Linked DNA regions of Homo sapiens: region 2 is linked to region 1. The links are chromatin loops, found by intact Hi-C in ENCODE. Cell type or tissue: Calu3. All regions are shown on one strand. Links, peaks and the distances in the headings refer to the core of each region. The heading gives the core; the rest is flanking DNA. Region 1 overlaps SLC7A11 (solute carrier family 7 member 11). Region 2 overlaps LINC00616 (long intergenic non-protein coding RNA 616).

The links. Hi-C counts contacts between places; a loop is a spot of excess contacts. Peaks named below come from ENCODE experiments on the same cell type or tissue, not always from the same donor. Only the 100,000 strongest peaks of a DNase experiment are listed, where the experiment ranks them.
Region 2: a loop joins it to region 1, with 3 times the contacts of the local background. A loop is called at or near these places in 5 of 110 quality-filtered maps.

Annotation. Positions count from the first base shown.
Region 1 is chr4:138,155,488-138,172,537 of GRCh38, forward strand. It overlaps SLC7A11 (solute carrier family 7 member 11), which reads right to left. Exons shown (of 12, transcript NM_014331.4): 12 at 8,610-16,530. The coding sequence ends at 16,469. SLC7A11-AS1 (SLC7A11 antisense RNA 1) reads left to right here. Exons shown (of 7, transcript NR_038380.1): 4 at 13,230-13,331; 5 at 16,046-16,219. Among named protein-coding and RNA genes, the nearest start is that of LINC00616, 33 kb to the left of the region's middle. In Calu3, for the core only: no CTCF peak of the experiment used is centred there; no DNase peak of the experiment used is centred there.
Region 2 is chr4:138,102,993-138,120,042 of GRCh38, forward strand. All of the region lies in intron 3 of LINC00616 (long intergenic non-protein coding RNA 616), which reads right to left. SLC7A11-AS1 (SLC7A11 antisense RNA 1) reads left to right here. Exons shown (of 7, transcript NR_038380.1): 3 at 1,515-2,799. Among named protein-coding and RNA genes, the nearest start is that of LINC00616, 19 kb to the right of the region's middle. RefSeq lists an enhancer at 10,218-11,127. In Calu3, for the core only: no CTCF peak of the experiment used is centred there; DNase peaks (open chromatin) are centred at 8,659 and 10,109.

The DNA.
Region 1 (17,050 bases), core at 3,899-11,898:
TCACTGCAACCTCCACCTCCCAGGTTCAAGCAATTCTCTGCCCTCAGCCTCCCGAGTAGCTGGGTTTACAGGCACCAGCCACCATGCCTGGCTAATTTTTTAATATTTTTAGTAGAGATGGGGTGTCACTATCTTGGCCGCACTGGTCTTGAACTCCTGACCTCGTTATCCACCCGCCTCGGCCTCCCAATAATTTTTGTATTTTTAGTAGAGATGGGGTTTGGCCATGTTGGCCAGGCTGGTCTCAAACTTCTGACCTCAGGTGATCTGCCAGCTTCTGTCTTTCAAAGTGCTGGGATTATTACAGGCATGAGCCACCATGCCCAGCCAACAATGTATTTTTAAGATGGCAGATATGTAGGATTTTAAGCTATCCTTTTGTTGTTGATTTGATTTTGCTATATTATTGCCGCAGTCTCTCAGATATTGAATTCTTGGAATTTAATTAGTTTTCACTGAGTCCCAGGAGAAATTCAATTTTTGTGAATGGTCCATGGATATTCAAAAACTCTATTTGCTTATTAGGTATTAAATATATATACTAATATATTAGGTAAATATATATAAATACGTATATTAGTGAGCTTAATTTTAAATGTGTCTATACATGTTAAAAAATTCTGTACTTTCATGTTTTGTCAGTTTGATCTAAACCATTTTTGAGGAAGTGATAAAATCTCTAACTGAAATTGGAAATGCATCCACATCTCCCTATTGTTCTGCCCACTGCTCATGCCACTCCTCTCCTGACAAAACAGAAACTTCTGAAACCAAGGGGAAAGGGGAATTGTTAATTAGAAGTAAATAGTAGCTAGTAATCATTTGTACTAGCTATGACCTCATGGCAGGATTGTCGAAACGAGGCCTATTATTTGACTTGAATTGCTTTACTACTTGCTGGATTTTCTCTTGGTGAGAAAACTTCCCAAATTGTAATTCACCCTTAACATCCCCCTACAGCTAGATGAGGCAAATGCCAGTATGCCCTGTGGCCAATGGATAGCCTGAAGAACCAAGTAATATTCATCATCAATTCTCCCATGACAGCAGTTTCTTCTGCTTTTGTCCAATAAGCAAAAAAATTTCAATATTTATGAATAGATGTACAATAAAACAATTGGTGGTCAAAGAACGGGGATAATTTTAAGAGGCTTCTATGTAAAGGTGTCTAAACTGTGCCAGACACTTACCGTGTTCCTTCGGACAAACTACTTAACTCCACCTTCCTTCATAGTAGTGTAGACCTCACAAAGTGGCAAGAGGATTGAACAAGTTAGCATACTGTTAGCACTTAGAATGTACTAAAGTCATATAATATGCATTTGATAGTCATTAGATATTATTGGCTGCATTTCACTTTTCATATTCTTTCCACTTTCTTGATTTATTCATGCTTTGTGTAACTGTGTATGTGGTGTGTGTTTATGTAGAGGAAACCTGTTATAGGCATTATATTCTCTGGGAATTTTACTTCTTCAAAATCATTCACCCATCTACTTGTGCAGGGACCTTAGAACAATTTTTAGACTCTATTTGGGGTTAGAACGTAGTATCTGTTATTGTGACTAAAGATTTGAGTCTTTGAGTTGTTCTCTTGATTGTGGAAGATGTATAGCCTAAGGCATTGCAGAGAGAAAGCCAGTACACAGAAGAATAGAGCTAGAATACAGTCACCCAGAGACATAGAGATAAGAAATGGCGAGAAAATAATGCCTGGTTTCATATCGCTTTCCATTTCCAGATTTTCAGCCCTTCTGAGGCCAGATGGCATTCCTGACAAAGAGTTTTTCAAGACATTACTATATTCTTATCATAACTCCTCTTTTGTTTCAATTACTTGAATTGGTTTCTGTTATTTGCATCTAAAAGAGTATCAAACAATACAATCTAATAGACCATAACAAGCTTAGTAAGGCTAAAAATTGTGTCCTTGACTGCTTCCGGGATCCGAAGATAATACAGCGATCATTGTTTGACATCTTTTCACTAACCACATATCTGAAACACAAAGCTCAGGATGTCTGTCATCCATCCAACTTGAACAAATTTGAGAAATAAAAGATGACATCAATGAAGGTATTCTGAAACTACAATAAATTGTTTCATCATCTAAAATAGACATTCATCTTAGATCCAAAGATTCTTAGTAGATGCCCACTGCTCTTTTCCCTTTTAGTTCTCCTGCCTCATTTCATTTCCTACCCAGCTCATGCAAACTTATTCCATGGGGCTATGTGCTTCCATTTTTCCATTCTCACTGATGGAAAGCCATCAATTCACATCATCTTCAACTGGCAATTTCATTTCATCAAAAAGTATATGTTGAGACTAATATTTTCCAGACAGCCTACTTGAGTTAGGTTGTGGCTACAAAATGCAATAGACATGGTTTCTAAACCCAAAGTATCATCTCTCTCAGAGTATGCCTAGTTGTGATAAGGTGGGGAAGAGGAGATGGTTCTTTTGCATGCCTGTTATTTGTTTTCATTAAGAGCTACATTAAGGAAATACTCTTGGCCTCTTTCTAGAACAGTAGTGTCTTAATCTTACAGGTGAGTTTGGTGGAAAAAAAAACAACAACTGATGATATGTATTTTCTTCTTGGGAAGCAGCCTGACCACAGAGGACATCAATTCTACTGGGCATTAATTCACACTATAAGTTTTATAGGGTCAAGGATCCGTGGGAAAAAGCTTGAATGGTACAAGGCTGCCTATAGTTAGATGGGCACATTTTTTTAACCCTAGAGTTCAATATTAGAAAGTCCACTTGTCCATAGCTATGAGTCATATTCTCCTGTGTTAGCTGTATCTGCATGATGGTGGTATTTTGTTCTTCTATCTGCCTTATAATTTAGATATATGTCTTAATTGATTAATAGACCCAGTGGAAAAGAGTGTTACTAGCCTCCTCAAGAACACTAACAATGTGTATCTAGAATCCTGTCCTCTCACCTTGGCTTTTGCCCTGTAATCTAATAATCAGGGGAAATATCCAGCTGGAATTTTTTTCTTTTTTTGAGATGGAGTCTGTCTCTGTTGCCCAGGCTGGAGTGCAATGGCATGATCTCGGCTCACTGCAACTTTTGCCTCCTGGGTTCAAGCGATTCTCCTGCCTCAGCCTCCTGAGTAGCTGGGATTACAGGCACCCACCATCATGCCCAGCTAATTTTTTGTATTTTTAGTAGTGACGGGGTTTCACCATGTTGTTCAGGCTGGTCTCGAATTACTGACCTCAAGTGATCCACCCATCTTGTCCTCCCAAAGTGCTGGGATTACAGGCATGAGCCACTGTGCCTGGCCCCCGATGGAATTTTCACCACCCCAAATTCAGGACTTCACAAATGGAAATGTGTGCCAATCTCCAACCATTCCATAAAGGGAAATCAGAAGTTTATCACCAAGCATGCCTGTTTCAGTCACATATGACCCTAATCATCAACTCATTCAGCTGAAATCTCAGAGTCACAATGACTCATCCTCCTCTTATTCTAGTAAGTTAGGCATAGAGTCCTGTTGGTTTTTTCTTCACAAATGTTTTATTTATCTGCTTTCATCACTAATCCCAATCTAGACTTCTTCATGCCTGCTCATTGCAAAAGCTCATCAGCTATATTTTGCTGATTCTAGATTTTTTCCTTATAATCTCTCCAGCAGAGCTGACAACATAATCTTGTTTAGTTGCCACTTTGACCACATTATTCCTGCCCAAAATACCTTCAGTGACTTCCGTCTTCAGATCAAATTCTTTTTCATGTTTTAAAGGCTCTGTCATAAGTGAATATAAATAACACAACCAACTTCTTCATATTTGTTATTCTCTAGTCTACTTGGACTTAACTCTTTTATAAACCAAAAGCATGGTCCACTTTTACTATATGTCTTTACTGAAATTGTAAACCACACATATATCATCATCTGAAATCAACTTCTACCCCCCCTGTCAATCACCTCCAAATATTTAAGGACTAAAGCGAAGCCCAGCATGTCATATCCATTAACTTATTTACAATTATAACACACAGTTTCCAGTTAATCATACACTGTATTAAATTGTGTATTTCTGTGGTTTTATAGATTCATCTTTATCCAAGCTGAATTACTGTGAGTTCCTAGGGCTGAAGAATCATGGTACATTCCCCACATCATAAAATTCATTATTAATCATATAGTAGATACAAAATATTTAATAATTGATTGCCTTATAAATAAAACGAAGTAATTGCCTTCACCTAAGAGATGGCTTGATTCAACAGTTTGAAGCTTGAGTCATTTGATAATCAAAATCTGCTCTGACCTCTGATTTTCTCTGTTGTTCTAGGCAAGCCATTTTACTTACTTTGGACTCATTTTCTTAATCCAAAAATGGAAGTAAGGCTTGTCATCTGTCTTATTCATAGTCACAGGTGAGGAGTATCCTAGTCAATACAAGGCACATAGCTAATACAAAGTTTAATAAAAATGATAAATAACATCTATTACAAAATTGAACCATTGTTCAATTTCTTCTGCCCTTTCAGTTCTTTGATTCAATATTCTTTCACTGAAATCTGAGAGCTGTAATTTGAAAAAGCGTTTTACTAATAATTGTAGACTTTCTACATTAGCTTTTTCTTATCATTAGGCACACCTGGATGATATCAAATTATTCTTTTAAGGAAATCAATATATCACGAAAAATGCATAGAAGAACATCTGGCAATAACATTTCAGGTAAGGGAAATTTGAGTATGAGAAAACTATATCATAGAATTCCCTGTTTTCCATGGAAACTTTCTTTAAATAATTTAAAATAATATTTTCTCTATTTTTTTATTCCTTAAGCAAAATTACTGTTCTTTTGCTACAAGAGCCACTTTTCTTTTATTGTGAATTATGAAGAGTAGAAAAAAATGAAAAAAAAAATCATTCCCTGAGTCTCTAAAGAATCAGAAAAAGCTTTAAATAATTTTATTATATTGACGATTTTCATAGTAAACCATTAAAATCAAATAAATGCCTTGACTTGAGAGACAATAACTTTGTTAATAACATATCATGTTAATTAGATTTTGTTTAGTGTTTTCATGTGGGCAAAATATACATTTTAGGCCGGGCATGGTGACTCATGCCTGTAATCCCAGCATTGTGGGAGGCTGAGGCAGGTGGATCACTTGGGATCAGAAGTTCGAGACCAGCCTGACCAACATGGCGAAACCCTGTCTCTACTAAAAATTCAAAAATTAGCCAGGCATGGTGGCACACACGTGTAATCCCAGCTACTTAGAAAGCTGAGGCACGAGAATCCCTTGGACCTGGGAGGTAGAGGTTGCAGTGATCCGAGATTGTGACACTTAACTCCAGCCTGGCCAATAGAGTGAGACTGTGTCTCAATAAATAAATAAATTTTAGAAGTTAAAATTAGAATAAAAAATCAAAACACCAGAAGAGTATTTATTTTTTAAAAATCACAGATGTTAGAGATAATAATCAGTGAGTACTTAACAATGCAGATCAGATATAATCTAACTTGGAAGAGAGGAGGGAAACATGCTAAGGAGAGACGATGGTAAAATTCCTAGAAATAAAATTTCCCACATTTCTTAATTATATAATTCCTCCAATTATTTTCTCTTTCCAAATATGTGTCTTAAGCCCATTGCAGTTTACAAAGGTAAAATATAAGATTTTTTAAAAAATAAATAAAACTCAAACCTTTTTTTTTACTATTTAAAAAAATTCTATGTACATGTGAGAAGGAAATATTTGAAATTTTGATAAAGTTCACTGTTTATATTATATGTACATATTTCACTTGCCTATGCTATCTCCATTATATTGGTAAATACTGAAATCTAGAATATTGCCTAATAAGTGCTCTACACTTGCTTCTCCTAGAGTGAATTCTGTACTTTGCTCCTATACTCTAGTTGTGCTGGTCTTTCATTTGTTTTCTTAAACAAGCCTTGCTTATTTTATTCTGGCTTAGAGCTATTGTCACATCATTCACTTGGCCTGTAACACTCCTCACCCTGCCTCCTCTTATCTCGTTAATGTGCACTCATCCTTCAATAGCAACTCATACTACATCTTCAGGAAAGCCTTTGCCAACATCCCAGACCAGATCACATCCACCTGGCTGTACTGTCTTACAGCACCTGAGACTAATCCTAATTTGTGACTACACATTTGACTGATTAAGAAAAAGCATCTCTCCCCCCAACTAGACGGTAGGTTCATGAGGCAGAGGCACTATCTAAACTGTTAGTTGTTGCATTTACAATATTGATTTGTCATACGGGAAGTGCTGAGTGAATTTTTGCTGAATTAATGAACGAAGAACTAAATTTTGACTGTAGATCATTGAGTAACAAATTATTAAAGGAACATGGCAATGTGAGAATTAAAAAGAGAACATTAAGTAAGCTGAAGGCAGCATTCCGAACATGAAATAAATTTTTATGGTGTCCTTAGATTTTAGGAAACAAAACATATGATCATAATGATATGTTATACAGTTACAATGTTAATTACATCACAAAAGTAAAATTAGTTTATCTTGTTTTCAATAAAAATGAAAACTAGTGGAAAATAACTTTCCCATATGTCTCTTAGGGTTATCTTCATTTACACTTACTAAGTTATTTTATCGTAGCTGGAGAGTTATTTCAATGTTTGTAGTGTTTAGCCTGCATTAACACCTCCAAAATCCTGTTTTATGCCTTTCAGAGATTAATAAATGTTAGAAGCTAAAATTTTGAAGGAATTGAATCCTAATTATATTTTTACTTCTGAATTCTTTCAAACCTCAAATGTTTTCTAGATCATAGTTTTAGCCACTGCCCACTAGTGACCAGGTGTTCTTAAGCTTAAGAACATTAAAAGAACAAAAACAACAACAACAAAAAAACAGGCCTGACTTTCAAAGTCAGATCTCTAGGGAGTCTGCAAATGTAATTGTTAGGGCATGTGGAGACAAAAGCAACAGTACACTTACCCACCCAAAGCCTGCTTGTCTCAGCATGTGTAATCATCTCAAATCCTTATAAATTAGACATTGCCTAAAAATTTAAGAAAAAATGTTTAGATGTATTCCAGTTACAAAAGTCTATCTGAACCTGAACCAGCATGTTTAAAAGCCTAATGACAATTTAAAGACTAATTACTAGACATTATATATTTTAATTCAATACATGTCATATTTATTAATTTTTAAATAAATATATCTACATATCTCATGGATTGCATTTATTTTCAAAACTGTATAAATTTAATAGGTGCCAACGTTGTTGGTTTCTTTTTTCCTTGTTCTCCCAAAACATTTTACCCCAGGAAAAGTGCTATTTAATCTCCCATGTCTATTTCCAAGTAAAATTTGGTCATCAAAAATTTAGATTTTTTTTCTGCTCTACATATCAGACCATTATTTTTTGTCAAGATATATGAAAATGATACTGTATCAAGAATGTAGGGGCCTAAATAATTCATAATAGGCTATTTGTCTGAGTATTTCCCTCATCAGGACCTACCTACCTGTGGTGGTAGAGAAAAAGAGAGACTGACTCAAACTTCCCAGTCAGCTTGCTTTTGTTTGGCAGGTAGCTTTTACAGAAAATCTGTTTCCATAGAAGCTAATGGATTGCTTAAATTTAGGAGTAACAAAACCTGCTTCTATGCTAATCATAAAAAAGCTAACCCTGCAACCTAATGAATGTCATTTATTCATGCATGCACTGAAATTATACATTTAATAAATATTAATTGAGCACCTACTATGCTTCAGTTGGCGAAAGACAAAATCAGCAAATTCAGGCAGAAAAGTGAGTCCAGTAAATCAATTACAGCAGTGTTCAATGAGTTCTACAAAAAAGATGTGCTCCAGATGATGAATGCGTTCAGGTGTCAGGTCTTAAAGCAACTTGGGGAAGGCTTCTGGAAGAGGTTACTTTTGAACTTAAATGTTGGGTAGAAGTTAACTGTGTGTGGAATAAGGAGATGGGAGTTGGGGAGGAAAATATAATTAATTCCTGTAAGAGTATTCAGTGTGTAAAAAGAAATAATGGCATCATATTTTGTTGCTATTGAACCACTGAGAACACATTTAATATGGCTGCCGAGAATGTGGAAAGCTGGAGAAAGAAAGGTGACAGGTGATGGAAAGCCCTATGTGTTACATGGAGGAGTTTGAATTTTATCCATCCACAAAATAAAATATATATATATATATATATATAAATGTGAAACCATTGAAAATTTTGACCTCATTTGAGTTTCAGGAAGAACATTCTGGGGAAACAGTTGAGAGTGTAAAGAGATAAAAGACAAAATTCTTGTTAAAGGCCTGAAATGAAAAGATTTTGAACTTGTACAGGTGGAAATAGAAGAGGAGCTAGATATTTCAGACCAGAGGACAGATGGATGTAGACCATGAGAAAGAAAAGAAGAGTGTTTCCAGGAGACTGGGTCTGCCAACACTTCCAGTTTTTAGTACAGGAAACTGGTGTAAAGTGGGATGCTCCAACAAATTTGGGGAATCAGTAATAGATAAATTCAATCAATCATTAAAACTAAGGCCTTCAATTTAAATGAATATACACTGCTTAAAAAGAAAGCAAAACATGACGACATTTATTATGTAAACTATCAAATGTTTATTTAAATTTCCATTTAAAATATTTTCAAGTAAAATATGTACAAAAATGGTTATAAAATGGTTGAAGCAACTAGAAGCGTGACAGGTATAATACATATAAATACAACCAAAATTCAATTCAATGCAAAGTTGAATGACATCATATTGCACCAAAATTTATTCCATACAAAAGCACATGCATCAAGAGTTTCCATAAGATGAAAACAAACACACTTACTTCATAGCATCTTACCACTTACTTACACAAATAGCCCATAAACACCATCTGGCATTGTGATTGCAGTACCAGAACTCTCCCCAGAGGGAACTCATTTAGCTATAGAAGAATCCATTTTATTTCACATATCACATGCTTGTGCAGGCATCAGTGCTAGGAACCCTAAGAAACAACGCAATCCACAGATGAAAGTCTCTCTGCACCATTTATATCTTCATAGATAAATATCTTAGTTCTAATATGATTGGAATGTGGATGCAGAAATAAAATGCAGTTTTGCTCTTTAAGAATTTTATCAATGTAAGACATTGTATTAAATTTGTATAAAATACACACAATCCCCTCTACTAAGTTTCATGATCACAGTGCCAGAGTGAAGAAACTCTGCTTGAGTTGAGGACCAGTTAGTTAGGATATTGAGGATCACTCTTTTTCAGCTGGATCTCTCTGTTCTTGTGTTTTCAATCACTAGACCAAACCCACGATGCCCCTGAAATTCTGGGAATGGTACAAGGTCATAACTAATGCATTCCAGATCCAAGTTAGGGATTTAGCTGGTCTATAAATTACAGTTTAAGCACAGATCAAAGAGATGGCTGCCAGCATATCCTTCAAGGGTAACCTGAGTTCCAAGACTTTCCCACTGGGCTAAATGGACTCCACTTGTTGCAAATTATAAATGCTTGTCACAGAATATGAAAAATATTTAAATACATTCATAGATAGTACCTAATAATATGTTAACATAAACATAACAACACACATATTATTTTTCTACCCCTTGGCAACTGAAAATGAAGTTACCATTCCTAGGCCAAATTTTTAGACAAAGCTTTCTAAAACCATCTTTATAAAGTAAATTCAGATATGCTTACAATAAAAAGACATAAAAGATTCATCCTGAGATGAATTCTGAGTCAATAACTAAAAACCATTTCTACCAGTGCATCACTACCATGTAATCCATTCTACGCAAGCTCTACAAATATTGAGTCAAATCCTGTCTGTCAGAAAATGAAGACCCAATAAGTTTGCCGAAGTATTCAGTACAAGAGGCCATTTGTCTTGCCTTTTTCTGACATGTGCATACTATAAAATCACAGGTAGCCAACATTTAGTATCAGTAAAAAACAACTACGTTTGTTCACCTGTTTGGCATAGGGAGAAAACAATGTATCTCATAGCATTAAATGATACAGCCTTAACACATATGATGCTCATATTTGCAAAGTTCCCAAATGTTGAGAAGTTCTAGTGAAAAGTCATACTATTGTGCAAAGATGAAAATTTGGAGCCAATGTCTGTATTCAAAATAACCAAAATATATTTTAAAGCAAAATATATCCTGATACTACTATAGATTCTAGGAATTGTCCTAAAAGAGTAAAGTGTTGTTTCCTTTCTGAACATGAATAACATCAAAGGAAGAACCCAGTTCTTAAGACTTAAGTAGGAAATTTATAGAAATTTGATTTATACCAGTAGTAATAACATTCATAAGGAAAAACTATTAGGTAACAATTTTCTCCAAGAAGAGGATCAGATTACTTAAAATTGTTGGAGAATTCTGGTTGTTTGTGCAATAATCATAGTGATTTACATTGCTTTTCTTCTTTCAGAGCAATAAGAAAGTTATTTGGGGTAGTACTTGAAATAATTCATATACACAGTCATTTAACATAGATCGTTTCTAGTCGAGTATGAGCATACATTCATGGGAACAATCTGTTTCATTCTTCAAAGTATGTTTGTACTTTGGAATGAAGGAGAAATTCTAGGGAAAAATTAATTCAGAAATCTTTTGAAATAAGACAGTTCAAACCTAGGACCAGGTAACCACATTGCATTGCCTCCCAGTGTGATATGACTGTGCTTCCAAGTATGCATCTAATAAAGTTAGTTAGTAGGAAAATTTGATGTCTAAATTTTATAATACACATTTAAGTCAGACCACTCACAACCCAACAAATTATACAGCTTTAACATGCAAAGGCCTAATAGGTTTTCCCACAAGATGCTGTAATAATACCCTGTCACACAAGGTACTCAAAATACAGTCACCACTGCAAAAGAGATACCTGTGCATTACTCTTTTTTTCCCCTCTGGCTTTCAGCACGGCCTTCTGAGGCTTTAACAAGAGGTAATAAGGACTTAGCAAGCAGTTCTCCTAACCAATACATTAATTCACTTGAAAGTCATACTTTTAAAAAAAATCAGTAGTGTATATGTTGAGGAAAAAAAGCATGTTCACTCTGGAACAAAGTTGGCCCTCTATGGCTCTCAGATGCCTAATGCTCTACAGTTTTGTGAGAGAATTGTTAACTGTAAAGCTGTAAAGGCGGTTATTGGTACTATAAATGTACACTTGATTCAAGTACGCTGAAACACACACATGTAACAGCTATTAGGACACTGTAACCGTCCTCTGTGTATTTTAAGGCCAATAGTAACAGAGAGGAGGGAAAAAAATAACTACCAAGAAAATAAAACTAATGGGTAGATTCACACTAAGAAAATCTAGGTAATTATATAAATTCATTGTTATGAGGTTGTAGAAAGGACAGTTATCTCACGACATATGGAAAATTGGTGAATTTCCTGTGAGACTATGATTTATGCTTTTGTGAATGTATACCTGATCTAAAATTAGACAAAACATTTATTTTTAGACACCAACTAATTGGAAAATATAAGGAAAGAAATAATTATCTCCCAAAATTGACTATTAAAAAATAATTTTTAAGTACAGTACTAATAAACTAAGGATGACCTAGAGAGCATACCTTTAGCTATTATTTAAAAATCTTTTTTTTTTTTTTTTTTTTTTTTTGAGATGAAGTCTCGCGCTCTTGTCCCCTAGGCTGGAGTGCAATGATGCGATCTTGGCTAACTGCAGCTTCTGCCCCTTGGGTTCAAGTGATTCTCCTGCCTCAGCCTCCCGAGTAGCTGGGATTACAGGCGCCTGCCACCACGCCCGGCTAATTTTTATATTTTTAGTTGAGACAGGGTTTCACCATGTTGGCCAGGCTGATCTCGAACTCCTGACCTCAGGTGATTCGCCCGCCTCAGCCTCCCAAAGTGCTGGGATTACAGGCATGAGCCACCGTGCCGGACCTATTTAAAAATCTTTTTGAAGTACAGTACTAATAAACTAAGGACTACCTAGAGATCACACTTTTAGATATTATCTATTTTAACATAGATTAAAAATACTGTTTATATGAAAATTAAGCTTAAATACACGTATAGGTAATAATTATTTTGCCCATATACAAGTAATGTAAACAGAGGCTATCAAGGTGACCCATTATCTACTCTAATTTATATCCACTATGAGCTTCTTCCCAGTTGTTATACAATGCCATATTTTAATTCCTGACTGAATGGTTAGGAAAGCAAAATGTAACTCTGTAAACTTGATCAGCACTAATGTACAACATATTATGGAGGGTAAAGTGAAGCAAGAATATATTCAAGTAAAATAAAATGTCTTTCATGGGCATTCAAATCCCACATCTCTCTATATTTCTTTCCCAACTAAGAGCTATAATTAAAATCCCATTTATTATTTTTCTATAGTTCAGAATCAACGTATAAAATATGATGAAAGTGAAACTATCTCCCTATATATCACATCATATATATTGTGAGAAAGTCACTTGTTATATATGGATATTTCAATTAACTCATAAATTTTTAAAAACATATCCTCCATACTTATTTCTAACAGAAAAAAATAACAGGAATTATTTTACTTTACTCACATGGACAATGCAGATTTTGTGGGGGTAGAAGTGTACACAACTTTGCTGGTCTTCTTCAACAAAATTAGTACAGAATTCCTAATACAAAGTTAGGTTCAGGACCTCGAATGGAACATGTCTAAGTGAGAGGCACTGAAGCTTAGGTTTCATTAGCTTCCTGCGAGATCCACCTATGCACAGCAAACAACTAATTTTTAATATTTCTCTGACTATATTGCATAACATTAAAATATTGTTACCTTCAGTCCATACTATCTTTCATTTCCTGATTCTCTGGCCTTCGGTTTTTTATCTTTTCATACCTTATACCTCAATTACAAAAGATCAACTTTAACAAAGGTCAGAGTTGCTCCCTTTCTTAGCAGTATATTCATCTGCAAATCAAGATAAAATAATGATTTTCCTGTAGACTGATTACAGTTCATGAGGAATTCTGTTATGTAATTATACTCTTGTTAACCCTCTATTGATATGTCAAATTGTAATTGGGGAAACAATTTTACCAGACACATAAGACGAACAGGAAATCTGTTTCAACGTGAATATCTTAGTGTTGGAGAAACCGTCATGCATTGCTAACGTAACCTAATAAGCTGTCCAAATTTTGTGTCCACAGGGCTGAGGAGCTACAGTCTAAATGCATACGCATGTTGGGAACCGAAGTCAGCCATCTTCCCTAGGACAAATCTTTACTCTTCTAAAGAAGGACAAGAATAAGGTCTACTTTCAGCTAACCATTTATAAGGTTCAGTTTTCATTGGATCAAAGGAATATAATCTAATACTTTTTAAATGGGGTCAAAACAGTATTATAAGGAAAATATTTACTGCAAATATTTATAATTGTGTAAGGAGAATCATTCTTTTTAAAATCAAGTTGTGTTTTAGCTTTAGAATCTTTTAAAATCACAAGTATTTGAGAATCCATCCCCACAAAAATTAAAAAATACTATATTAGTTATTTTAAACAGTATTCATTACTTTTACTGTTTATGTTATAATAAACTTATGTATATAAACATTTGAATATGCATGGTACAAAGTACAAGTACAGAACATGTAGTAAGTAGTATGTGCATGTATGTGTGTGTGTGCATATCGTATAAAAATATGAGAAAAATTTTACTTATATAAAAACATATATATAAATAAGTGTTCAGGAGAGTTTTTGAGAATCTGCTTTACATACTGCAATTTTGAGTGAAAATTATGGATATTAATTTCCTGATTAAAGGAACTGTGTCTTCTCATGATGAGTCCTAAAAATAAGCCAAAATACTACTTAATCTCCATCACTTTTTTTCTTAATTACTGGCTGACTTTTTTTCTGCGTGAAATGGCATTACAATGGCAGGGAAATTTAATAATGCAAAAATCACTTTTGAAAATGAGAAAGAATAATTCTAGTTACCTTTTAAATTGATACTTTTAAAGAGAAATTCAAATCAAAAATAAATAAATTAAAGTCTGAGACCAATTTGCCACTGTGAATATAAGCACATTAACCCCAGGAAGAGCCAAGAACTACACAAACCTCTCTATGAGAATTTACCAGTCTTCTTTCATTTGGCAAGAAAAAGCTCAGGAAAATTTGCTTGTTTAAATTCTATGAGCCTAGTCTATGGGGAAAAAAAAAATAGGAATATGAAAGAAATTCTTACCTCCAGCAACATATCATAGGGAGAGATGTGGACAAATGAACAATATTTACTGGAAATAGGAATTATAAATCAAATTTTGAAAACCCTATGCTAAGGAAGGAAGGAGTTATTATAAATTCACTCAGAGACCCAAACGTTAGGTTCAGCTAAAGAAATGTCAGTCTTGGATATATATTAAATGTTTTCAAGAGCAAAATTGAAATTACTGAATTGGAAATGCTCCAAATTATAGGTCATCATTTCTACTTTGGACAATTTTTTATGAATTCTATGTTTGCCTTTAATAATTTTAATTGGTATAATTCTTTCAAAAATCCTTATTTTCAAATGGACAAAAATTAAAGGATGAAACATACTCTGGCCATGACTAACCATTTTACCTTAGATGTTTATAAATAACAGTTCAAAATTTCATCATTATATTACTCTCATTTGTAAGTTCCACTATATATATATATATATATATATAAAAAGTGTGTGTGTGTGTGTGTATATATATATATATATATATACACACACACACACACACACACATACACACACATATATATATATATATAATCTTTTTTTTTTGGAGATGGAGTCTGACTTTGTCACCCAGGCTGGAGTACAGTGGTGCAATCTTGGCTCACTGCAACCTCCGCCTCCCGGGTTCAAGCAATTCTCCTGCCTCAGCCTCCTCAATAGCTGAGATTACCAGCATGTGCCACCATGCCCAGCTAATTTTGTATTTTTAGTAGAGATGGGGTTTCTCCATGTTGGTCAGGCTGGTCTAGAACTCCCGACCTCAGGTGATCCACCCCCTCAGCCTCCCAAAGTGCTGGGATTACAGATGTAAGCCACCATGCCCGGCTCACAGTATTTTCTAATACTGGCAAAACAACATCTTCTGAACACAAACACTTATCCACAGATTCTCATTTCAATTTTCTTCTTATCAGTTGTCTCTTTTGCAAGTTGAATGATAATTAAGGTGTGGAAATTACTGACAAAGCCTAGATATAGAAGTGGAAATTTTCTAGAAACATCAGTTGTAAATCTTATTTACAGCGACATTTCTTTTGCAATTTTTATGTTAATATATGCCTTTTCCTAATTAATCTGGACAGTTTCATCTGAAGAGATATTTTAACAGAAGAATATAAAATGTATAAAGAAAATGCACAAACTGTCAAAATTCATCATCGTGTAAAAATAGCCATAAATTTAAAAAACTTCAGAATTACTAACATTGCATGTAGATATGATTACAGATATGGGACTATTATTTTGAACATCTTCTTTGTTGGTGATTTCTCTCATGTTGATAATGTAATTTGAAGGCTTAAAATGCATATGTTTAGATAGACTCATCAGGGGTAAGTTATTAGTGAAACAGGTGGTTGTTCTAATGAGGATTTAATACCAAACTAACTCTTGCTCTAAGATGTGTTATACACTTTCCTGATCAAACTGATGTGAAAAAAAAAAATGACAGATAACTAAAACTTCCTGATAATGAATGAAAAAACATCTGACATAATAAATTCTCAAGGATTTTTACTTAAACATAACTCCTGGATGTGTCTCATAAACAGTAGCCCCTAGAAACTCTTCTTTAATGTATTCAACAATCCCCACTGACCTTTGTTCAAAGTGCTCTGGGTATAATCCATTAAAGCATGAGTGTTTGTTATCTAAATTGGTATCTAAGGGGAAGCAATGCAATGTCAATGTAAAATAAATTTCTTTCTCTCCTCTTTGCCATAATCATGATGTATGCTTTTTTTCAGAATTGAAAACACTTTTCACAGTATAGACATCTATAGTGTGTAAAACCATCTTTACAAAACCCATATATACAGAAAAATCTCAGTCTTCAATTTGAAGGTTCTTTGCCGTGCTAACATATGTTGTAGAGAATGACCACATAGTAATTGTCTAGTCTTTTCTCCTAACCCCAATAGGTAGGTATCAGAGACTCAAGAATTGTGCGACTCATAGAATAACTGCATATTCACTTTCTATAACTACATAGAGTTATAACTAAATTTCTTAGAAATTAGTTCGAATATGCTAAAATATATGAATAAAAATAACTGACTCCTTTTGTTTATCACCAAAGTTGTAATTCTCTAGACTTTCAGAAAATGAAGTAAAAATCCCTATTTTGTGTCTCCCCTTGGGCAGATTGCCAAGATCTCAAGTCCATTAGTTCATAACTTATCTTCTTCTGGTACAACTTCCAGTATTATTTGTAATGTTCTGGTTATTTTCTCTACAAAGAAATAAAAATGAATTAAAAATGCATGGAAATCAGAAATGCATTAAAAATAGCAAAATATGAATTATTTTGGGTTGAATACCAAAAACACACAACTGTCTACTTCATAGAGCACTTTCAAGAATTATTTACTTCATTAGAATTCTATCATGCTCAATTAATTTATTTGTCACTTCTGTAACTTCCCATGATGGCTTCTCAGCAAGAATACATTAATATTTTGCATTCAAATAAGGATTTTTATTCATGGACCAGAAGGGTGAAAATATTTTGAAACAGTAGGACCAATATATAAATAAATGTTTAAAAATACACTTTATATCAGTTTAAAATTGGTTTATTCTTTTTGCACCTATGAGATTACAATCAGTTCCTCAGAAGAATCTGGAGGAGAATCAGAATGTAATTTTCATTCTCTAACTTGTAACATGTTATTGAGAATGTTGTCTTATCTCCTAGGGCCTAATTTGCCTAATCAGTAGAATGAGAGACTAAATCAGTGATTCTCAAAGTG
Region 2 (17,050 bases), core at 6,180-14,179, 50 kb before region 1:
AACCCACTAATCCACTCCTATTTTATCATTGATTTGATTATATGAGGATACATGATATCACCAGATAAATGTTTAGAAAGGAAAGTTATCCACATAGTCCAGCTGAAATGCCACAAAGCTAGTTAACACATTTTGGTCCTCAACTGTCAGATTAAGCCATCTCAATACTACTGCAAATTCCACAGCCAGCTTGGGACTATTCCTCATTCCTGGCATAATTGTTTACAATTCAAAGAATGATAATGTTCCTTCTTTTAGGAAGACAAAAATTTGAAGATCAAAACTTGTTAAATTATGATCTCCAAGATAAAAATGCCTTTCATTTCTTAATATTATACATAAAGTTCTGTTATTTAAAAATTGTTAAAATATTGGTTGATAGTGTGGTATGTCAGTTTTTTAGAGCAAAACATAGCAAGTACCTACAATATGCAGTGAAGTATAAAGACACAATTCCTTTCTTTTAAACATTTATAAAGTAAAATGGCAATGTTTAGTAAAATAATATCCCTCCAAAGGTATCATTGCATTACTGTAATTATTGTTTTTAATAAGATCTATTACCTTGGAAGGATTAGTGGCAAATATGAATAAAACAAATTTACAGGCTTATTGCATATTTTACGTATCTACTGTGTTCTCTGTTTATTACATAAAAATTGTCACCATTTATAAAGAATTTACTAAGATCCAGACACTATACTTAGAGGTTATATAATCTTTATTTCAGGCCTATAAAGGGGGCACTGTTGACCTTGTTTTAAAGATAAGTAGAGCAAAGTTCAGAGAGGTTAATAATTTGCTCTTGGTTTCGTCTCTAAGAAGTGGTAGAGTCAAAATTTAAACCCAAGTCTAACTTCAAAGTTTGCATTGTTATTGACTATTTCTGAAAGCTTAGATTTCACTTATCCTAGCTGTTGAATTTTTAGTAGGAAAATTCTCAGTCTCTGGAAGTTGAAATGCATAAACTGTTGTATATGACAATATCTATCAGCAAAAGAAACACAACTTAATGTTTAAGCTGAAATTAAACTCCATGTCGTATTTCTCATTTCAAAAATGATTAAATACATTTCTTTCCCTGCTGGATTATCACCAGAATGGCATATGATATGTCTGGAATCTACCATCCAGTCCCAAATGACCAGGGGACAAAAGCTGCTTTTATGTCATTTCTAAGCAAAAGCCGAAGGGCCAAACATCACTGGGGAAATTTGCTGGGGCGAGATTTTCAGTTCAATTTTATTCTCCCTTGAGGTTCAAACAAACTTCAGATAATCATCTTGAACTCGGTGATGAACCAAACACAGACTACGGTTTCTCGGAGGGTCAGCCCTTCCATTTAGAAAAAAGCACAGCTTAAAGTGACGAGCCAAATGGGGTCAGATGTTCAATACTTGGCAAAAGCCTCAGCTGTCGTATTGAAACAATGTTGACAACATGGCAGGCTTTAAAATAAATCCCCTTGGAGGCTATTGATATCATTCTCGCTTTCCCTTCTGTCTCCTATCCAGGCTCGCTGCTTTCTGAAGGACATGCCAATCATGCACAGCACTTACTAGAAACTGCAAGACTGCACAACATGATGGTATTTATTCCAGGAACAGGAGCCAGTCCTGGGCACACACATAAAGGGACTTCCTTCACTCCCCAGAAGAAGAGAAAGCATGCTGACACACATCTGCCCAAGCAATCAGAAGGCAGCTAAAGCCGCCACAGTCTTCACTCACCAACAGTTAGACCTTTTCAATTGATTTTATTGAAGAAAGTGAGTGCTGAGCACCATGAGTTCTCATAAACAATCCATTTTGGCAAATGCTTTAAGAATGTTGGTTAATTGCAGTTAGGCAGCATCGACGTATTTTATTTTTTGGAAAGCAAGAAGCTGGCTTACCAACATTAAGTTAAACAACATGTAAGGGTTAGAAATATGAATCAACAAACTATTAGGGTGGTACCATCTCTTTATAATAAAACAATGTAGATTGATTAAGTATAGCCTAAAAGTTTACCACAAATCATAACTACATTTAAGCTTTGAATTTCATGACTAGTGATTAATTTTGCATGTCAACTTGACTGAGCTTATAGAATGCCCAGGTATCTGATTAAACGTTATTTCTGGAGGTGTCTGTGAGGGTGTTTCTGTAAGAGATTAGCATCTGAAGGCCAGGTGTGGTGGCTCATGCCTGTAATCCTAGTACTTTGGGAGGCCGAGGTGGGCAGATTGCCTGAGCTCAGGAGTCTGAGACCAGCCTGGGCAACATGGCAAAACACCGTCTGTACTAAAAAATACAAAGTTTAGCCGGATGTGGTGGCACACACCTGTAGTCCCAGCTACTAGGGAGGCTAAGGCATGAGAATTTCCTGAGCCTGCGAGGCGGAGGTTGTGGTAAGCCAAGATTGTACTCCAGCCTGGGTGATAAAGTGAGACCCTATCTCATAAAAAACAAAAAAACAAAAAAGAAAAAAGGAGAAGAAAGAGACACAGATTAGCATTTGAATGGGTGGACTGAGTAAAGCAGATGGCCCTCGTCAGTGTTGGTGGGAATTGTCCTATCCATTGAGGGCTTAAATGAAACAAAGACTGAGGAAGGCTGAATTCAATCTCTGCTGACTGCTGGGGCTGAGACATCAATCTTCTCCGGCTCTCAGTGCTCTTCCAGACTCAGACTGGAATGTACACTATCAGCTCTCCAGTTCTCAGGCCTTCAAATTACACCTCTGGCTTTCCTGGGTCTCCAGCTTGCAGATGGCAGATCGTGGGACTTCATGGGACTTCTCAGACTCCATAACCAAGTAAGCCAATTTATTATAATAAATCTCACATATATATAATTATATATGTATATATAAATCTCATATATATGTGTGAATGTGTGTGTGTGTGTGTGTGTGTATAAGGTTGATGCAAATGTAATTGAGGTTTTTCCATTGAAAGTATGTCCAAAACCCTTATTGCCATTGAAAGTAATGTCCAAAACAATTACTTTTGCACCAACCTAAATATTTATATATATACTTACATATATAATAGGAAATAATATATATATATCTCCTATTGACTCTGTTTCTCTGGAGAGCCCTAACACGCTAACACAATAACCTTTCACTGTGCATGTGACATAATGAAATATAGAGAACTATCTATGCTGTGAGGAAAATTAGCTTTTTGATACATTGCTCTCTGTTATAAAATAATTTATTTTCCTGTGCATATATTATAGGAGAATAATATAATGCCAGTAAGCATAGTTTGATATTAAGTTGAGACTTTTAAACAGCTCACATTGTATTTGCCTTTGAGGTTTATATAACTGCCAACCCATGTATCTTTCAGTTATAAGATTCCGAGGTTGGTATATAGGTATCTCAGTAAGGTTATTGGGGTTCCTAGACCACCATGATGCCCAAGGAAATAGCTTTTTTATAATCCAAAGTTGAAATACTACTGAAATGATCAAAGAAGACATTGAGAAATGTTTTTTAGAATAATCTCATCCTTTAACTAATCACCTTTTCAGTGCTCTCAGAATACTAAAGCCATGGACAATTTTAAAAACTAGAGGCCGGGCACAGTGGCTCATGCCTGTAATCCCAGCACTTTGGGAGGCCGAGGTGGGCAGATCGCGAGGTCAGGAGTTCGAGACCAGCCTGGCCAACATAGTGAAACCTCGTATCTACTAAAAATACAAAAGAAAAAAAAAACAACTAGCCGGGTGTGTTGGCGTGTGCCTGTAGTCCCAGCTACTCAGGAGGCTGAGGCAGAAGAACCACTTGAACCCGAGAGGCAGAGGTTGCAGTGAGCCAAGATCGCACCACTGCACTCCAGCCTGGTGACATGAGACTCTGTCTCAAAACAAAAACAAAAACAAGAAAAAACTAGAACTTGAATGGGCCATAAGACGGTCCAATTCCCTCATTTACTGGATTATGGTGCTTCATTCAGAGGCCATCTCAAAAGGCAGTGAGAAAAGAGGGCAGCTGGTTGCCCATACTTGCTCCAGCCAGAGCAACTCCTACCACTGTTCTGTCTACTGGTCTTTTAAGCACAGTTTACCTAAGAAAAATAAAATTGCACTTCTAAAAGAAAAATTTGAAACCACTGATCTTGTCGTTTTATAGGTAATCAAGTTGAAATTGAGAAAGGTGAAATGATCAGGCCGCTATCGCATGCCTAGTTTATGATCAGTCAGAACTGCAGACTCTTCCCATTCCCTGGAGCTAGAACAAGCCACACCCTTTCAGGAGACTAGAGTTGTGCTCCTGCTATTCCTTCTGTCAACATCATCCAGTCTCTTCTTATTTCCTGAATGTCCTGCTCCTTTTCCCAACATAAATTCATGAAGCTTTTTTTGGAATTCTGGCCAGTTTTATCCATTTAACCACACAGTTATGGAACGTTCTGAAGAAAAAGCATGGGGAGGAACAGGCTTAAGCACAAAGGAAAACACAGAGCTAGGGTGAAATGTTCCCTTCGTTTCGAGATATCATTATGTTTGCATCGTCATTATTGTCTTCATCAGCATTCCTTCTATTCATACCGTACTCCATGACGGTTTATTATTATATGTGCTACCTCATTTGATTACCGCTCAATAAGCCCTGTAATGTATCTTAACAAACTAAGTGCTATGAAAATCATAAATTTGTTTGTACTATTTTGCATTTTTAGGTATACTGCGTTCTAATTGTCCATAAGCTCTTTAGCTGATGCAATTTTTTCTCACAAAATAGATTTAAAAATTTTTAAAGTCATCTGTTATATCTGTTACCTTTTTCATTATCCAAGTGCCTAACAAAGAAACACATTGATAGCAAAGAATCTGCAAATCACTGGTTAGCAAAACTAGAAACAAAACCAACGCCTGTAACCACAGTGTCCAGTGGCAAAAAGTCAAGAGCAGAAAGTGGAGATCAACTGCAGATAAACTGCAGATAAACGGCGGGAGTGCTGCAGCCTTAGGTGACCTCCTGGCAGCTTTTGATGCTAATGATCATGCCCTCCTTCCTGGAGCTTTCCACTTCCTTTGTTTTATATATCACTGCTCTCTTTTTCGCTCTTTGAAGCTTCCTTCCAAGTGTCTTTTTATGGTTTTGCTGACCCTCCACATATTTTCATATTTCTGAGTATTTCCTCATGCCATTCATTTCTCTTTCCTCTTTGCTTGAACTGCCCATCTTCCAAAATTCAGCTCAACTACCACTTCCTTTCTAAAGGCTTTCCTGACTGCCAAGATTGGAAGTATTTATTCCTTCCTCTTTTTCTTTTTTTTAAAAAAAAATTCATTTTTTCAAATAGTGAAGCCACCTTTGAAAAATTGTGACAGTGAGAGAAATCTGACATAGCTGACTCCATCTTTCTTCTAACCTCCAAGCTGTACTTGGTCATTTCTGGGCATAGGCCAAGCTAACTTTGGGAAGAATTATTTTATAGTTTAACCTTAAAGCAAGGATGATAATTGCCCTTCCCCAAAACTAAACTGCCTTTGTAAAACTAATGAAAGGCCGTAAGGCTAGCATTATGAAGGGAGCCTAAATCTGCTAAAATATAACCAGCCATTGTTCAGGAGGTCACAAAATTTATAATTTCCCCAATTACTCCTGTAGATGACATCACTGTTATAGAACCTAAGATTGGTCTTTTGAGATGTTTTTTCAGATTTTTGCATTTCTGATGGCTGGCTGATTTCACCCAGATCTGTGATTCTTGACTCAACCAGTCATGTGGCTCCCACCCAGAGGCAGACTCAGCACAAGAGAACCATTTTCCACACCCTTATGATTTCATCCCAAACCAATCAGTAGCACCCATTCCCTAGCCCCATGCCCACCAAACTATACTTGAAACACCCTAACCTCCAAGCCTTTGGGGAGATTGGTTTGAGTAATAACCCCATCTTCAGCATAGCTCCTCTTGCATCAATGAAACTCTTTCTTTGGTGCAATACTGTGGTCTCAGTGAATTGATTTTGTGTGTGCAGTTGGCAGAAAAAAATCCTATCAGGCAATTACAAAAGATATTGCATTCACATAGTCCAAAATCCAAACATATTTAGAGGCAGGTAGTGAAAAGTCTCCTTTGCACTATTGTTTCATGCTGTTCCCTTTCACTTCTCATTGGCTAACTTTGTGTTTCCAAAAATATTTATGCATAAATTAGCAAAGACAAGTTTGCTCTGGTTTTACACAAATAGTAGGGTGCTATGCAGTGTGTTCTGAACACTGCTTTTTTCCACTAAATGATTGTGTTTTGGAGAGAGGTGTTTTCATATTAGTATAGAGAGTATAGCATTATTCCCATATAGCTGTATAGTATTTTATGTCAGGGTTGTAGTATAGTATATTTAATCACTCTCCTATTTATGAAACTCTAAATGATTTTTAACTTTTGTTATTATGAGCAATGATGGAATTAATAGTCCTGTACATATGTCAGAGGCATTTGAACCAGAGCAACTCCATTTTGAGTGAGGGCTAGGAAAATGAGTCTGGGACTTGCTGGGCTACATTTCCAGAAAATGAGGCATCCTTAGCCTCTAGAGGTTTATGGTTAAGGGAACAAATTAATAATGCTTACGAAACAGACCCAGACTTGGGAGTGTCCAGATATCCTGCTATCTGGAGAACAAAGGCATTCATAGTTTTGCTTTAAAGATAATAGTATCAATTATTGCAAAATATAGTAATTAATAAAATTAATCCTTTATCACAAACTCTTGTAGCAGAGCACATCTCCCCAAGATCTATTTTTATCCTATGTATATATATACATATATATACAAGCATTGTAACTAGGGTGGACACGTTCCTCCTCTTACTTTCAGGAACGTCCTATTCTGTCTATGGAGTAGCTGTCCTTTCACCACTTTACTTTCATTTATTTAATTAATTTTGTTTTGTTTTGTTTGTTTGTTTGTTTTTTTGAGACAGAGTCTAGCTCTGTTGCCCAGGCTGGAGTGCAGTGGCATGATCTCGGCTCACTGTAACCTTCGCCTCCTTGTTCAAGCAATTCTCCTGCCTCAGCCTCCCGAGTAGCTGGGATTACAGGTGCACACCACCATGCCTGGCTAATTTTTGTTTTTTTAGTAGACTTGGGGTTTTCCATGCCAGGCTAGTTTCGAACTCCTGACTTCAAGTGATCTGTCACCTTGGCCTCCCAAAGTGCTAGGATTACAGGCATGAGCCACCATGTCTGGCCCACTTTACTTTCTTAATAAACTTGCTTTTGCTTTGCACTGTAGACTTGCCCTGAATTCTTTCTTGCATGAGATCCAAGAACCTGCTCTTGGGGTCTGGATTGGGACCCCTTTCTGTAACACATATATCATTTTGCAAAAACATACTAGTATACTCACAGAATAAATTGGAATTGTTCCATCAGAGAGTATAAAATTATGGTAAATATTTTCATTTATTCTCCATATGTGTTGTACCAATTTATACTTTCTCAAGCAATATGTGAAGTTCACATTTCTCCCACATTCTTGATAAGACTGTGTATCAAACTTACATATCTTTATCAATCTTTATAGGTGAGAGATGTTATTGCAGTGTAATTTTATGTTTTATTTCTTTCATTATGATTCAAGTTCAGCACCTTTTCATATTTTAAGGGTTATGTGTATCTCTTTTTAATGAATTATCTGCTTATATAATTTTCACATTTTTCTAGTAGGTAATTAGTCTTACTCATTTATGGAAACCTTTTACATATTAAGAAAATTAGATCTGTTTTGTTTTTATATGAGTTACAATTTTTTCCAGTGTATGCTTTCTTCTTTTTGACTCTGCTACTAATAACCCTCCTTACTTTCTAGTTGTTGTAGGGGAGAAAAAATAATTTTCCCTACAATTCATATTTCTCATGTGGGACTCTCTCTAACAAAAGATACATTAATAGCAGGAAAATAAACACGTTTATTAACATGTATATTTTTATATGAGACAGCTAGGAAATGAGTAATTCTCTAGAGTAGATCTCAAAGAAAAGCATTTAAACTTCAGGCTTACATACCATTGTTCTCTGAAACAAAGAAAGAAGGATGTGGGGAAAGGCCTGGTTATGATATGACCAGGAAAAGCACCTTAAACAAAGATAAGGTTTGTTATGCAGATTTAAGTCAATATCTTCTCCAATTACTCATCTCTCTCTTCAGGGTGCAGAGAGGGAGACACCCTTACAAATAGAGATTTTCATTATAGATGTCAATTTCTCTTACAAAGGATCAACTTTTCAGAGCTGCTTTTATGTCTGCAGTTTCTCAAAATAATATGCCACAGAGGCATATTTTAGGGTTGTATATACTGGTCTCCTACAATCATATTTTGGGATGATGTGAGCCCCATCACTGCCTGTGAACTATTCATTTTGTAACCACCCAACTGGTTCTTCTTGCCTGCTGCCCAGATAAAGCTGATTTATCAAGACAAGGGAAATACAAGACAGAGTTTAATACACATAGAGCCAGCTAAACAAGAGACAAGAGTTTTATTATTACTCAAAGCAGCCTCCCAAAAATTTGGAGGCTAGGGTTTTTTAAAGCTAATTTGCGAGGGTTGAAGCTGTTCTCTTGCACTGAGTAGGTTCTTGGGTGGGGACAACAAGACCAGATGAGCCAGTTCACCAGTCTAGGTGGCGCCAGCTGATCCATCGGAATGTACTTCCTAAGAAATACCACAAACACCAAGCTTAGGTTTTACAATAGTAATGTTGTCTATAGGAGCAACTGAGGGGGTTGGTGATCTTGTGGCCTCTGGCTGCATGACTCCTGAGCTGTAATTTCTAATCTTGTGGCTAATTTGTTAGTTTTTCAAAGGCAGTCTGGTTCCCAGGCCAGGAGGGATTTTGTGTCAGGAGAAACTGTTGTCATCTTTGTTTCAAAGTTAAAGTATAAATGAAATTCCTCCAAAAGTTAGCTTGGCCTTCTCCCAGGAATGAACAAGGGCAGCTTAGAGGCTAAAAGCAAGATGAAGTTGGTTAGGTCAGATCTCTTTCACTGTCATAATTTTCTCACTGTTATAATTTTTGCAAAGGCAGGTGTAATTTATTATAGAACTCACCATACTACGTCATAATTCTTTCTACATTTGCTATCAGACTTTGAGGATCTCAAGAGCAGGTATCTTATTCAACTTTTCATGCCTCTTGTACATTAGCTTACCAGGTACTGAACATGAACCACAAATTTTTTTAATGAATTATTGTGTGCTTATTTTTTCTTTTGGGCTTAAATTCATGTTAAATTTTTAATGATTACATTGGTATTAGCTACATTTAACAGCATTTACAGCTTTGTTTTGTTGTGGCCCTACTTCTTCTTTTTCCTATTCTACTGATATTTAGTTCAATCAATTATGTAGGAGACCAGAATATGCCACCCTGAAATATGACTCCTTAGCATAAGGATTATTTTGAGCTGGTTATTTGAAGGTACCACAGACACATGAGAAGCCCTAAAAATAGAGTACAGGTTACCCTTTTGTAAAGGGAAATTTACATTTATAAAGAAAATCTCCACTGGTAAGGGTGTCTTCCTCTCTGTACCAGGAGCGAATGACTTTAAATCATTAGAGATTGTTATCAATAGACAAGGCACTGACTTAAATCTGCATAACAAACCTTACCCTTGTTTTCCATGCTTTTCCTGGTTACCGCCACATTACTGGTCCTCCAACTCTCTTTTTTCTTTTTTTCAGTAGAGGATGGTATTTAAGCCTGAACTAAGCCCACATCTTTGAGATTGACTAATTTCTGTGAATATCTAGAATGAATGTGTATCTAAGGATTAAATGTTAATAAACTTCTATTTGTTTTTCTCCTCTTAATCTATCTTTTGTTACTGGAGGGACTAGTTAAGAACTCAGAAAAAGTAGAGAAAAAAATTATTTTCTACCTTTACAACAAGCAGAAATTATTCAGCAGATTGGTGTTACGCGCGTAGGGGTGAAGAGACCATCAAACAGGCTTTGTGTGCGCAATAAAGCTTTTTAATCACCTGGGTGCAGGCGGGCTGAGTCCAAAAAAAGGAGTCAGCAAAGGGAGATGGGGTGGGGCAGTTTTATAGGATTTGGGTAGGTAGTGGAAAATTACAGTTAAAGAAAGTTGTTGGCTTGCGGCCAGGGGCGGCGGTCACAAGGTGCTCCATGGGGAGCTTCTGAGACTCATTGTCCAGGAGAAGGAATGTCACAAGGTCAATTGATCAGTTAGGGTGGGACAGGAACAAATCACAATGGTGGAATGTCATCAGTTAAGGCAGGAACTGACTATTTTTTACTTCTTCTGTGGTTCTTCAGTTGTTTCAGGCCATCTGGATGTATACGTGCAGGCTTGGTCTCAGAGGCCTGACAACTGGTTTTTATTCGGAGTACAATTTAAAAATATCAGCAGGAAAAGATGTGTGTGTGTGTGTGCCTATGTATGTGTGTTTATGTGTATGGGGTGGAGGTGGAAGAGGCAAGCTCACATAACCAACCATTTAAGGCTCTAAGTTTCTTTTTAATCTATAAGATAAATAAGTGCCAGAATAAAGTATCCTAGAACATACTGAAGATTTCATGCCAAGATCCCTAGTCCCAGAAAGCTATTTTGAAATGACACTTTGAAGTAAATCAATGGAAAATTCAAGGAAATGAAAGGCCTGCGCTTCAAAAAATCCAACATCAATCAGTACTACTGCTAGGTATCCTTTATTTTCCTCCTTACATATTGTACATACAAGTTGTAGGATAGCTTTTTACAGGAAAAGGGTAAAAATTATTTAATTTTCTATAACTTCAGCCACTTATTCTCATGCTATGGCTTTTCAAATGTTTATGTATTTGAATGAAAACACAGTAACTCCTCCACCTGTCTTTAAAACAAAGGTGGTTATATACCTGGTCTGCAGGGGCAGAGGGAAGGTGTGGAACTTAATATTAAATGTTCATCCATAATTTTCACTTTGCTTCAGACCTTGATGAGGAGTCAAGATGGCCTCTTGCTTTGTTTGGTTTTGAGGTCTTCATGCTAGCATGCAGTTGTGTAAGAGCAATTTACCGTGACTCACCTTTCTTTTTTTTTTCTGGCACAAAAAATAAAGTTTTCCTATGGTGCTCAATAGCACTCAAATGTGCCAGGGCAAAGGCCTCTTTTTTAAAAAAATGAAATAAAACATATGGAAGGAAACTAAGAACTCTTGTCAAAATTATTCCACTGTGAAATTAGTTACATTCCACAAGAAAATATAATCATGCCAAGGGTTATTTTCTTCAGTGACTCTCACATAAACTACAGCAGGAAAAAAAAAATCTGGTGTTCAGCTTCATAAGCTGTCAGTGCCATTGGCTACCTAAACCCATTCATATTTGATTATTTTCAGTCCACTGCCATTTCTATACAGCCCTGGTGGATATTTCCTTGATTCATTAAATAAAACATTCCCATCAGCCTATTATTGTGTTGCTGCTGTCCTTGCTATAATTAACACAGCAACAGATTTAAAAACTAATACTTAAAATAACTGGTGTAGAATTCACTTCTAAACAGAATACACATAAAAAAGATTATCCAACAGGGAGCTGCCAAATGTACTGTAAACTGCAAGAGTTTCACATCCTTTAAACACTCGGCAAGATGCTAACTGAACCACATCTCTGCTGTCAGCAGAGCATGAAACTCTGAGATTTGTTTCAGTTTCCATCTAGTCTCTGCCAGTTAAAACTAAAGACTTCCACAGGGTAAATACCTATTCCATTTTTACTGGCATTGCCTACTTTCTCTTTGACAATCTTTATGTTTCCCTCTCAGGAATGCTTGAGCCCTTTATGAATGTGACATTTTGCAAAGCCCTGTGGTCTAATAAACTTTCCCAAATTTCCTCATCATCCTCATCTCCACAAAGTCTTTCTTATGTGCACACAGTTGTGAGTGGCACTATGCAAAGAAAATCTAATAGACCCTATTCTTTTTCCTATAAGAATATATCATGGAGAACACACACACTCATACATATACCCAGTACCTAGAGAGAGAGAGAGCTAAATGCAAACAGTAAGCTCTGCTCAAAATCCTCCATTGGATTCTCGTTTCTTATCAAATCAAATACAATTTTCTCAGCTTGTCACTCAAAGACTTCTACAATATGAGCCTAGATTATCTTTCCAGCCGACAATTTACCAATCTCCTGAGTGTATCTCCTGTTCCTAGTAAACTAGATTACTCACAGTTCCTGTGTTATATGGTGCTTTCCTATTATCTTATCCTGACCCCAGACAGGTAGAAAATCAGGGCCCTGGAGTCAACTAGTCTGGAGTGTGGGATGTTATATGCCTGGTTCAGGGGGAAAGGAGGGAGAGGAATAGAGAAGAGGTATCCCTTGTAATCTTATCAATAGGCAGCTGCTGGGGCACTAGGAAGTGATTTGAGTCAGAGCAACTCTCAGAGTTGCTGATGAGAAAAGTCATGCAGACCATCCAAATAAGTTGTCAGTTTTAATGAGTGCTACAAAAATGAGGATTCCTTAATGAAGCCAGGCACACCGAGAGAGGACAGGACACGTGCTTCAAACTGGAGCGTGTGAGATGCAGGCTAAAGCTCTGTAAATAAGAGTAGAAATGAAATGACTTTTCCTATTGTGACTGCTTCTTTGGGGTCTGGGGACAGAGAGTTAAGGATGTGAACAGAACTGAATGCCACCTGGGCTCTTAGAATGATGGCATTCTTTCTGCATGGAACACCTTTATCCTCTGGTTCAAATCATATCAATTCTTCCAGACCCATTTCAAATATCACCTCTTCCATGAAACCTTTTTTTCTGTCCCTCAAAAGAAGCCATCCTTCCCTCATCTGCACTGTATCAGACATTGTTGATACTTCTTGACAGCCTTCCTTACTAGATTGTGTATTATATTCTTAAATTTGTCTTATACCTTTAATATATTATAAGCACCTTAAGTTATGGATTTACTCTTTCTTAATATCAACTGTAGCAACTACATACTGTGACACATAACTGTTACTCAATAAACATTGTTAACATTATTTTAACTAACATCTGAGAACAGAGAATATTTGCATGACTTACGGAAAAAGAAAAGGGGCATCAGTATCCAAATATACCTCTGGATGTTCTCCCAACTGGCCAGTATCACTGGCATTCCCATATGTTTTATAGAGATAACTAGATATATTCAGCTTATATTGAATATTTATTTATAGTTCCTCATGAACCTAGTCAATCAATCTGAAAAATTTATCATAATAAAAGTATTTACTATAATCTCAAGGCATATGAGGGATGCTGAATAAATATTACCACAAAAATATGCAAATGTCCACTTTAATGTTCTCTTCATTTGTTCCTCATACAACCAGGAGATATATCATACCACCTAAAAGTTGGACCCGAAAACTAATTTATGTTATGCTTTGATTAAAATTTAGTTTGCTTTCATACTTGATTTAACAATCTTTTCTCACTATTTTGTTCTTTTGTTAAATATATCATGTTGGAAGTATATATTTCTTATAAGCTCATAGTAAGATGTATAGGAAAAATCCTACAGTATAAGGAATAAAATCCTTCTTAAATGTTTTCCGTATTAACAGGAAAATTGAGGTCAGATTTTCAACCAAGTATATTGGATATTATGTGATGCATTTTATGTTTTAATATTTATCTCAGTTTTCCTATTTTCCTTTAATTTCTTGCTTTAAAAAAATTGGTATCTTAATCTTACAAGTTAGCCCCTTTACACATTTTTAATAATGCAGAGTATGAATAATAACACATAAAATTAAAGTTATCTAATCTTATTTATACTTTAGTATCCTAAAGTCAAAATGTTACATAGAAGTATAGTATATTATTAAATGAAAAGGAAATGACTATTATAGGTGCATTTTTTTTTAAAATACAATGATTTCAAAACTAGCTCGAGGTTTTAGGAAAAATCTGTCTAATTTGCTCCTAACACTAAGACAAATCTCCTAATTTGTTCCTAACACCAAGACAAGCCATATATTCATTTTTCTCATTATTTAGAATTGTAAATTCACAATTTATAATTGTAGAAAATTGTGGAGTACAATATGATGTTATGATTCATGAATACAATGTGAATAATTAAATCAAACTTGTTAAATCATCCGTTTCCTCAAATACTTAACATTTTTTGGTAGTGAGAACGTTTGACATTTACTCTCAGCAATTTTGAAATGTAGAATACTCCATTATCAACTATTAATATATCCACCACAGTGTGCAATAGATATTTAAAAAAAACCCATATTGATCATCATTTCCCCATTATCCCATCCCTCAACCTCCATAACCACTTTCTACTCTCTTACTTCTATGTGTTCAACTCTTTTAAGATACTATATATAGTCGAGAACACGCAGTATTTGTTTTTCTGGGCCTGTCATATTTCAATTAGCATAATGTTCTCCAATTGCATACATGCAAATAACATTTCCTTCTTTGATAAGGCTGAAGAGTATTCCATTGTGTATATAAACGACATTTTCCTTATCCATTTATCTGTTGATGGACAATTAGATTGATTCTATGACTTGGCTGCTGCAGTGAACATGGGAGTGCACACACCTTCTCAACAAACGTATTTCAAATATTTGGGTAAATACCTAGAAATATGGTTTTTGCCTCATGTAATTCTATTTTTAGTTTTTTAAGGAATTTCCATATAGTTTTTCAAGGTGGTTATACCAGTTTACATTCCCAACAACAGTGTACAAGGGTTTTCTTTTCTCCACATTCTTACTTACCTTTGTTATTGTTTATCTTTTTGATAATAGCCATTCTGACAGATGTGAGATGATATTTCATTCTGATTTTAATTTGCACTTCCCTGATGATTAGTGATGTTGAGTATTTTTTCATATATCTGTTGGCCATTTGTATGTCTTCCTTTAAGAAGTGCTTATTTAGGCCCCTTGCCCATTTTTAAATTGGGCTTTTTGTCTTCTTGCTATTGAGTTGTTTGATCTCCTTATATATTTTGAATATTGACATTTTATCAGATGTTTGGCTTGCAAATATTTTCTTCCAATCCATAGGTTGTTCCCCTATATTAATTGTTTCCTTTGCTGTGCAGAAGCTTCTTAGTTTGATAGAACTCCATTTGTCTATTTTGCTTTTGTTGCATGTTCTTTTGGTGTCAAATCCAAAAAATCATTGCTAAGACAAATGTTGTATAGTTTTCCCCCTGTGTTTTGTCTAGTAGTTTTACAGTTTCTGGTCTTCAGTTTAAGTTTTTAATCCATTTTTAGTTCATTTATGCTGTGAGATAAGGGTCCAATATTGTTCATGTGGATATCTAGTTTTTTCACCACCATATGTTGAAGAGACTATCCTTTTTCCACCATGTATTATTGGCAGGTTTGTTGAAAATCAATCAACTGTGCATGCATTGGTTGATTTCTGGGCTCTCTTCAACCAGTCTGCTGGTTGATACGTCTTTTTTTTTTTTTTCTAGCATCATGCTGTTTTAATTACTAGAGAACTCCCTAGTATTGTTTAAAATCAGCTAGTGTGACACCTCCAGCTTTGTTCTTTTTGCTCATGATTGCCTTTGCTATTCAAGGTTTGTTGTTATTCTATATGAATTTTAGCATTTTTTTTTCTATTTCTATGAAAAATAAAACAGACATTTTTACAGTAATTACATTGAATCTATAAATCACCTTGGGTAGAATGAATATTTTAACTATTAATTATTTCAATCCACAAACATAGGATATCTTTCCATCTATTTGGGTCTTCTTCAATTTCTTTCATCAATGTTTTAAACTTTTCAGTGTACACATATTTTAGTTCCTTGATTAAATTTATTCCTAAGTATGTTAATTTTTGTCACTATTATAAATGGGATTGTTTTCTTTCTTTTTCAGATAGTTTGTTATTAGCATGCAAAAATTTGACTAGTTTTTGCATGTTGATTTTTGTATCTTACCACTTTAATGTATTTGTTCATTAATTCCAACAAGTTTTTTTTTTTAATTTAGTCTGTAGGGTTTCCTATATATACGAATATGTCATCAGCAAAGAGTGACCATTTTACTTCTTACTTTCCTAATTATATGTATTTTATTTTCATCTCTTGTCTAATTGCTCTGGCAAGGACTTCCAATACTATGTTGAACGTAGTGCCAAGAGTGAGCATCCTTGTCTTGTTCCAGATCTTAGAGGCAAGACTTTCACTTTTTCTCCGTTAGGTATGATGCTAACTGTGGTTTTCTCCTGCATGGCCTTTATTGTGTTGCGGTACATTCCTTTTGTACCTAATTTGATGAGCGTTTTTATCATAAAAAAGATGTTGAATTTTATCAAATGCCTTTTCTATATCTAATGAGATGATTACATGGTGTTTTGGCCTTCATTCTGTTAATGCAATGTATCATATTCATTGGCTTCAGTATGTTGAGCCATTCTTGTATATCAGGGATAAATCCCACTTGATCATTATGGATGGTCCTTTAAATATATTGTTCAATTTGGTTTGCTAACATTTTGTTGAGGGTTTTTGCAATGATGTTCATCAAGGATACTGGCCTGCAGTTTTCTTTTCTTGTAATGTCCTTGTCTGGCTCTGGTATCAGGGTAATGCTGACTTCATGAAGAGCTTGGAAATGTTGCCTCCTCTTCAGTTTTTTGGAAGAGTTTGAGAAGGATTGGTATTAGTTCTTCATTAAACATTTGGTAGAATTCAGCCATGTGGCCATCAGATCTTGTGATTTTCTTTGATGGAAGACTTTCTTATTACTGATACAATCTCCATACTTGTTATTTTCTGCTCGAATTTTCTATTTCTTTATCAATCAGTCTTGGTAGGTTAGATGTGTTAGGGATTTGTTTGTTTCTTCTAAATTATCAAATTTGTTGCATATAATTGTAATAGTCTCTTTTGATCCTTTGTATTTCTGTGGTATCAGCTGTAGTGTCTTCTTTTTCATATCTGATGTAATTTATTTGAGGTTTCTCTCATTTTTTCTTAGTCTAGCCAAAGTTTTGTCAATTTTGTTTATTTAAAAAAAAAAAAAACAATTCTG